Linked DNA regions of Homo sapiens: region 1 is linked to region 2. A link is a loop called in an ENCODE intact Hi-C map of the cell type or tissue named here. Cell type or tissue: dorsolateral prefrontal cortex. All regions are shown on one strand. Each heading gives the region's core, and the rest is flanking DNA. Links, peaks and the distances in the headings are about the cores only.

Region 1 (2,814 bases), core at 1-2,500, 84 kb before region 2:
TGGAGTCCATGCATGACATGCTGGTGGCATGTGGTGGCCTGGTGGTGGGTGGATGAGGAGCAGATATGTTGTGAACTGTGGAGAAGGCCATGTTGCTGCTAGTTAAAGCAGCTGGATACTGAATGGCCTCAGAAGCAGGAGACTAACCATGATGTATCTGACGCTTAGCTGTGGGAGTCCTGGCATAGGACAGAGTGACAAGAGATGGCGCTTCTAAGGAAACATATCAATCAAGATCAGATACAGTAGCTTCTTGTTATTCACAGGAGTCATGTTCTAGAAAGTCACCAAGAACTCTGAATTAGTGAATACTGAACCTTTGCTCCTAAAGGAAATACATGATGATGTTCCCACAAGCCCCTAGTCACACATTTTCATCAACCAATCAATACATACCATTGATTTATGTGCATTTAAGACACCCTATTTAACCTGTGTTGCTGATTCATTAATATTGAGCTCACAGCCTACAGCACCATAACCGCACCTAAAGGAAGCTCCTCTAACACTCTTATTTTCTCCATGAAGCACATCACAGCTTTCTTGTTTCTCGGAACATCAGACAGCTCTTCAGTGCTACATTTGGGAGCCATTTTGTATAGCAAAGTTACCAACAAAGATCCCATAAGTGCGAAAAACACAGTACTAACTGGACTGCGAAGAAGACGCTTGTCTACAGTATGAGAACGGAAACAAAATGGCTGTGCGGCCATCTTTGACCCAGCTGGAAATGTGCTCCTCCAGTGATTTGAAGTTTTATTGCCACTCTGTACATGTCCGCAAATGACGAAGTGCTGGGAATATTGATTTGGGGGTAACAAATGAATTTTAGTGAGTAGGCAAATTCTCAGATAGGGAATCCACAAATAATGAGGGCGGACTCCATTTGTTAAGACATTGTTGTGTACTTGGAGCATGTATGTATGGGTTGCATGTGTACATACCGGAAGACGAAGAACACGCAACAATGTCCGGGTTTATCCTATGCACTTCTCAACAATGTATAGAAGCGTCACAAACTCTAAATACTACTATAGCCAATAGGAGAGGATTAAGCCTTCTAAGACTATTTTATTCAACTGAGTTAGCCACTTAAGATTCCAGTACATCCAGTTAGAAGAAAACATTATAATATTGTGTTTGCATGAAGAATCCATAAGATATAAAAGTGTACCAACAGATCATTAATTGTATACAATTTATTTGTAAGAAGGTCAATGCTTTCTGATCACAGGACGTATTAGAAATACATAAATGTGAGATTCCTGGACAGTTTCAAAATAACAAAACCAACTCTCAATTTATTTGGTAAATAAATAATCATGCCAATGGATCACAGGCAAATAAATCTTAAGCTCAAAAGACATTTTAATACTCTGGTTACTCTTTAAGTAAATCCATGTGAGAATTTTAGTACCTAAAGTGAAAATGGCGAGTTCTGGGCTTCCTGCCAATTTCATTTGGGGTGTGAAATTTCTGACTTACAAGCTGAAATTCTTGGAACCTTAGAAGAAATTTTTTTTTTTTTTTTATAATTGAGAATGGTTCTCCCACCCACAAAACGACCTACTTCCTTTTACCTAGCAGCTTTGGAGGAGCAAGTGTGAGCGGTGTGAGAAGGACCTTCTGGGAGGCAGGACCTCAGTCCACCTGCAGCCCCACAGCCTCTCCTCACTACTGGCTGCCCCTTGGTGCACGAGCATTCCACAGCCTGGGGAATGTCATGGCACCAGTAAGGCATTGTGCCACCACATCCCCAGCCCAGGTTATTTGAGGTAAAGGGAGAAATGACAAAGGAAGTGCCAGCACCTGCTTCCGCACTCCCCTTCCCAGCTTCTCTGGAGGCTCCTTCCTTCAGGGATGTCACATTGTTCCTTCCTCCCTTCACGACCTCCCTCAAGCTTGCTGCCTAAGCAGCCTCCTAATGTCACTTCTGTGATTTCTCACTTCGGGGTATTTTTACCCATGGGTGTGAGGAACAAGGAAGCAACATGTCGTGGAAGGAGGGTAATTGCCCATGGCTCCTCTATCAAATGAGAGCACAGGAGGAGCAGAAGAGACTTCTCCAGGGGCACGCAGCTTCTCCCTCTCCTTGGAGAGCTTGCCCTGCATCCCCTGAAATTTTGAAGTGCAGGAACTTGCAGCCCGTTCTTATCTGAGGAAGCTGAAGAGACTGTGGATGAGCCTGACTCCTGCACAGGATATCTCGCAGACATGGGAAGGGCTGACACACTGCTGGGGCGTAGGCCACACTGCTGTGCCCCGCCAGGCGTGGGCAGGGCAGGGTAGAGGGACAGTCTGCGTGAGTACTTGGACCCTGTTTTAGCCAGGAGAGCTGCCTGGAGGGACAAGGAGATGTCTGTAGAAAGAGGCTGGTTGGGGATAGAGGGTGAGGGTCTTACCAATGCCCCTGGGCTAAGGAAGGAGCCACAAGGCTACCCAGAATACAGGCTTATCCTTTCTTAAGGTAAAACCAGGTGAGAGAGTCCAACCTATAACCTACCAGGAGCTCAAATATACTCCATGGAAAGAACCAGACATCTGCCAGGCCCAGGGTATGAACCACCCAGCAATGTAAGAATTACCCCATCCTTTTAGCCTCCCTTCTCCTCCTCCTCCCAAGGCAGGAAGCAGAAGCTTGTGAGATAAGGCATTCTAACCCCCTCGTCTCCAAACTGACCCAGGCTGGTGCCAGGAGGTTGATGCTTTAACATGAAGCCAAGTCAGACATCTTGAATAATAGCTTGGACTGGACATTAAATGTTTGAAATTGAGTCTATGCCTTATGTCACCATAGGGATGCACATTTTCTAA
Region 2 (2,814 bases), core at 109-2,608:
AAGTTAATCCTATATTAACATATTTATATATATATATACCTTATTAGTTCTGTCCCTCTAGCGAACCCTGACTAACACACAGCCCTCGAGGTTGACAACATGCATTGCTTGTCTGGTCACCTAAGAGTTTTGTATTCCAAACTTAATTTTCACCTTGTCCCCCAGGGTTTTAGTTGCTTCTAGTGTTTTTAGCAGGTAGTGTCTCAGCTTAAGCACAGTATGATTCAGGCATGTGCCAGAAAGCCAGGAGTTAAAGCAGAGGCTGCAGGCATTACTTGAATGAAGGTTTAAAGGGACTCTAGCTGGAGATGAGAGGTGACACGATTAAAAAGGAGAAAAAAGAGGAGATGGGAGGGGCAGAAATATGGTTCAAGGATAAGAGGCCAGTCGCTGGATGGTAAGGAAGCAGCATTCATTTTTCTGATAGCTCACAGGCTCAGCTCCCCCAGGGACTCAACCAAAGGGGACCAGTGAAACCCAAGGGTCTAGATTTTTTTAACTATAATTTTAATGGGCATGGTGACGGCAAGATTATCCCCTATATTTGTGCCAGAGACTGCTACTTCTTCTGTGCTGGAAAATGATGCGTGTTCTATAAAACAAGAATAGCAAGAAAAAATATTTTTGCCATGCTTATTTGGCCCCAGGTAGTGTGCTAAGTGCCTTATGTATACTGTGGATATATGAGACATCAGCAGTCTCAACCTCAGGAATTCTCAGCCTCAGCCCAGGCATGGAGGGCAGCACTTACAGCTCTGGTATATTCAGGAATCCCCAGGAGCAAGACATCTTCAGGGAACATCTGTGCCATAGATGCTGATTTTGACATCAACAGTAGCCAGCCTCTAAGATAGCAGTGATCACCTCCTGGTTTTCGTTCCATAATGCAATCCCCTTCCATAAGTAAGGTTGACCTATGAAACCAGCAGAATATTGTGGAAATGTTAGTGTATGACTTCTCAGGCTAGGTCATAAAAGACATTGCAGAGATAATTTTTTTTCCTTCTCTCTCTTGGATCACTTGCTCTGTGACAAGTCAGCTGCCATGAACACTCAAACAGTCCTATGATAGGACATGTGGTAAGGAGCTGAGAGCTCCTGCCAAAAAGCCAGTGACAAATTGAGGTTTTCTGCCAACAACCTTGAAAGTGAGCCATCTTGGAAGCAGAGTTTCTAGCCCTAGTCAAGCCTTCATCCCAAGCCAAAAATTTAACATCAACCTCATGAGTGATTTTAAGTCAGAACCATTCAGTCTAGCTTTCTGAATTTCTTACCAAAAAAAAGTGAAATGATCAGTGTTTATTAATTTAAGTTTATAAGTTTTGGAGTACATTGTTATATAGCAATAGATAACTAATACAGACTTGGGTACTTTAGTACTTGGAATTGAGGTACTGGAAAAATAAATAACTCAAAATATGAATGTGGCTTTGGAAAAGGCAGTAAGCAGAAGATGGAAAGCCTTTAGGAAAAGTATTATGAAACACCAAACACATGTAAAAACACTGTTATTAGAAGCCATTTGTATTTGAGAAAGGTATGAATAGAGGCTTAAAGGAGATATAGGAAAAAGTTAGTGAAAAGCGGGGGAAAGGGGATGCTTGTTATCTAGCATCAGAAAGTTTAACAACACTATTTCCTGCAGTTATGCGAAAAGTAGAAAATGTACCACATGAGTGGCATGACCTAGCAAAGGAGATTCCAAGACGGAGTGTAGAAGGTGCTACTTGTGTGCTTCTTGCTGCATATTGCAAAATATAGACAAAGAGAAGCTAAAGGAAAGACTCGTCCTCTTCCCCTACCCCCAGCTTTTTAAGGTATAATTAACAAATAAAAATGGTGTACAATGTAATGTTTTGATATATGTATACAATGATTTAATCAAGCTAATTAATATATTCATCACCTCACATACTTATCATAGTTTCGTGGTGATAACATTTAAGGTCTACTCTCTTAGCAATTTTCAACTGTACAGTGCATTATTAACTAGAGTCACCACACTGTACAGTAGATATCCAGAACTTATTCATCCTGTCTAACTGAAACTTTGTTCTTAATGAAAGACTTTTAGACAAAAACGAAACAGGAATTTCTGATTCTGAAAATCCCCAACATCTCCAGATGACTAACAATTATAAAATTATGAAATTGCTTCCAGGCAAAGATACAATCCAAGGTACTCCCCAGAAAACATAGTCTTGTAATAAAGTTGAAGGTGTGGCTATAAATCCTTAAGACCTTTTCTAAATCTAACATGGTGCCACAGAAAACTGCTCAGTCAAACCATGAAGTTTCTCAGAAGCTCAAGGGTAAATTCCTTTAACAATCTCAGCAGAAACTCAAGTTAAAGAAGGACTTGTCTCAGAAAGATTTTCAGACAGGGCTTTTGTCTAATAAGGTGCCCACAAATATTTAAGACAATTATAGTGGCACAGACACCACTACTTTGAACAGAAAGGGAAAGAAACATTACAAAAGGAACCAAAAATAAGGACTTTGGATCCCCAAAATTCTACTGGTAGGAAGTAGGCTGTGAAAACGACACAGCTGCAAAAACAGCTGATAGTCCTTTCATGCAAATGCACGAATGACTCAGAGACAAGTACCAAGAGCCCAGTGGGCAGATCCAAGAACAGTGGGGAAGAAATAGGACTGCATCCCAATCAAGCAATATCCAAAACATGCCCATTTCGACTTCAGACCATTGACTCTCATATGCCTGCTGCTTTCTACATTTTTGAACAGGAGTGTCTTTTGTAGTTATCTTATGCCCATCCCACCACTGTCTGTTGCATTTTAGAGGAAGATAGC

Evidence for each region. A loop is a pair of places that touch in the nucleus more often than their neighbours do. Peaks named below come from ENCODE experiments on the same cell type or tissue, not always from the same donor. Only the 100,000 strongest peaks of a DNase experiment are listed, where the experiment ranks them.
Region 1: it touches region 2 in a loop (5-fold over the local background); 1 of 110 quality-filtered maps calls a loop at or near these places.

Annotation. Positions count from the first base shown.
Region 1 is chr13:34,586,315-34,589,128 of GRCh38, forward strand. The region is part of intron 2 of LINC02343 (long intergenic non-protein coding RNA 2343); the gene reads left to right. The region is part of intron 1 of LINC00457 (long intergenic non-protein coding RNA 457); the gene reads right to left. Among named protein-coding and RNA genes, the nearest start is that of LINC00457, 53 kb to the right of the region's middle. In dorsolateral prefrontal cortex, for the core only: no CTCF peak of the experiment used is centred there; a DNase peak (open chromatin) is centred at 1,465; H3K27ac peaks cover 761 bases.
Region 2 is chr13:34,670,249-34,673,062 of GRCh38, forward strand. It overlaps LOC105370159 (a long non-coding RNA gene), which reads right to left. Exons shown (of 3, transcript XR_941849.2): 3 at 179-914. Among named protein-coding and RNA genes, the nearest start is that of LINC00457, 31 kb to the left of the region's middle. In dorsolateral prefrontal cortex, for the core only: no CTCF peak of the experiment used is centred there; DNase peaks (open chromatin) are centred at 1,097 and 2,593; H3K27ac peaks cover 1,097 bases.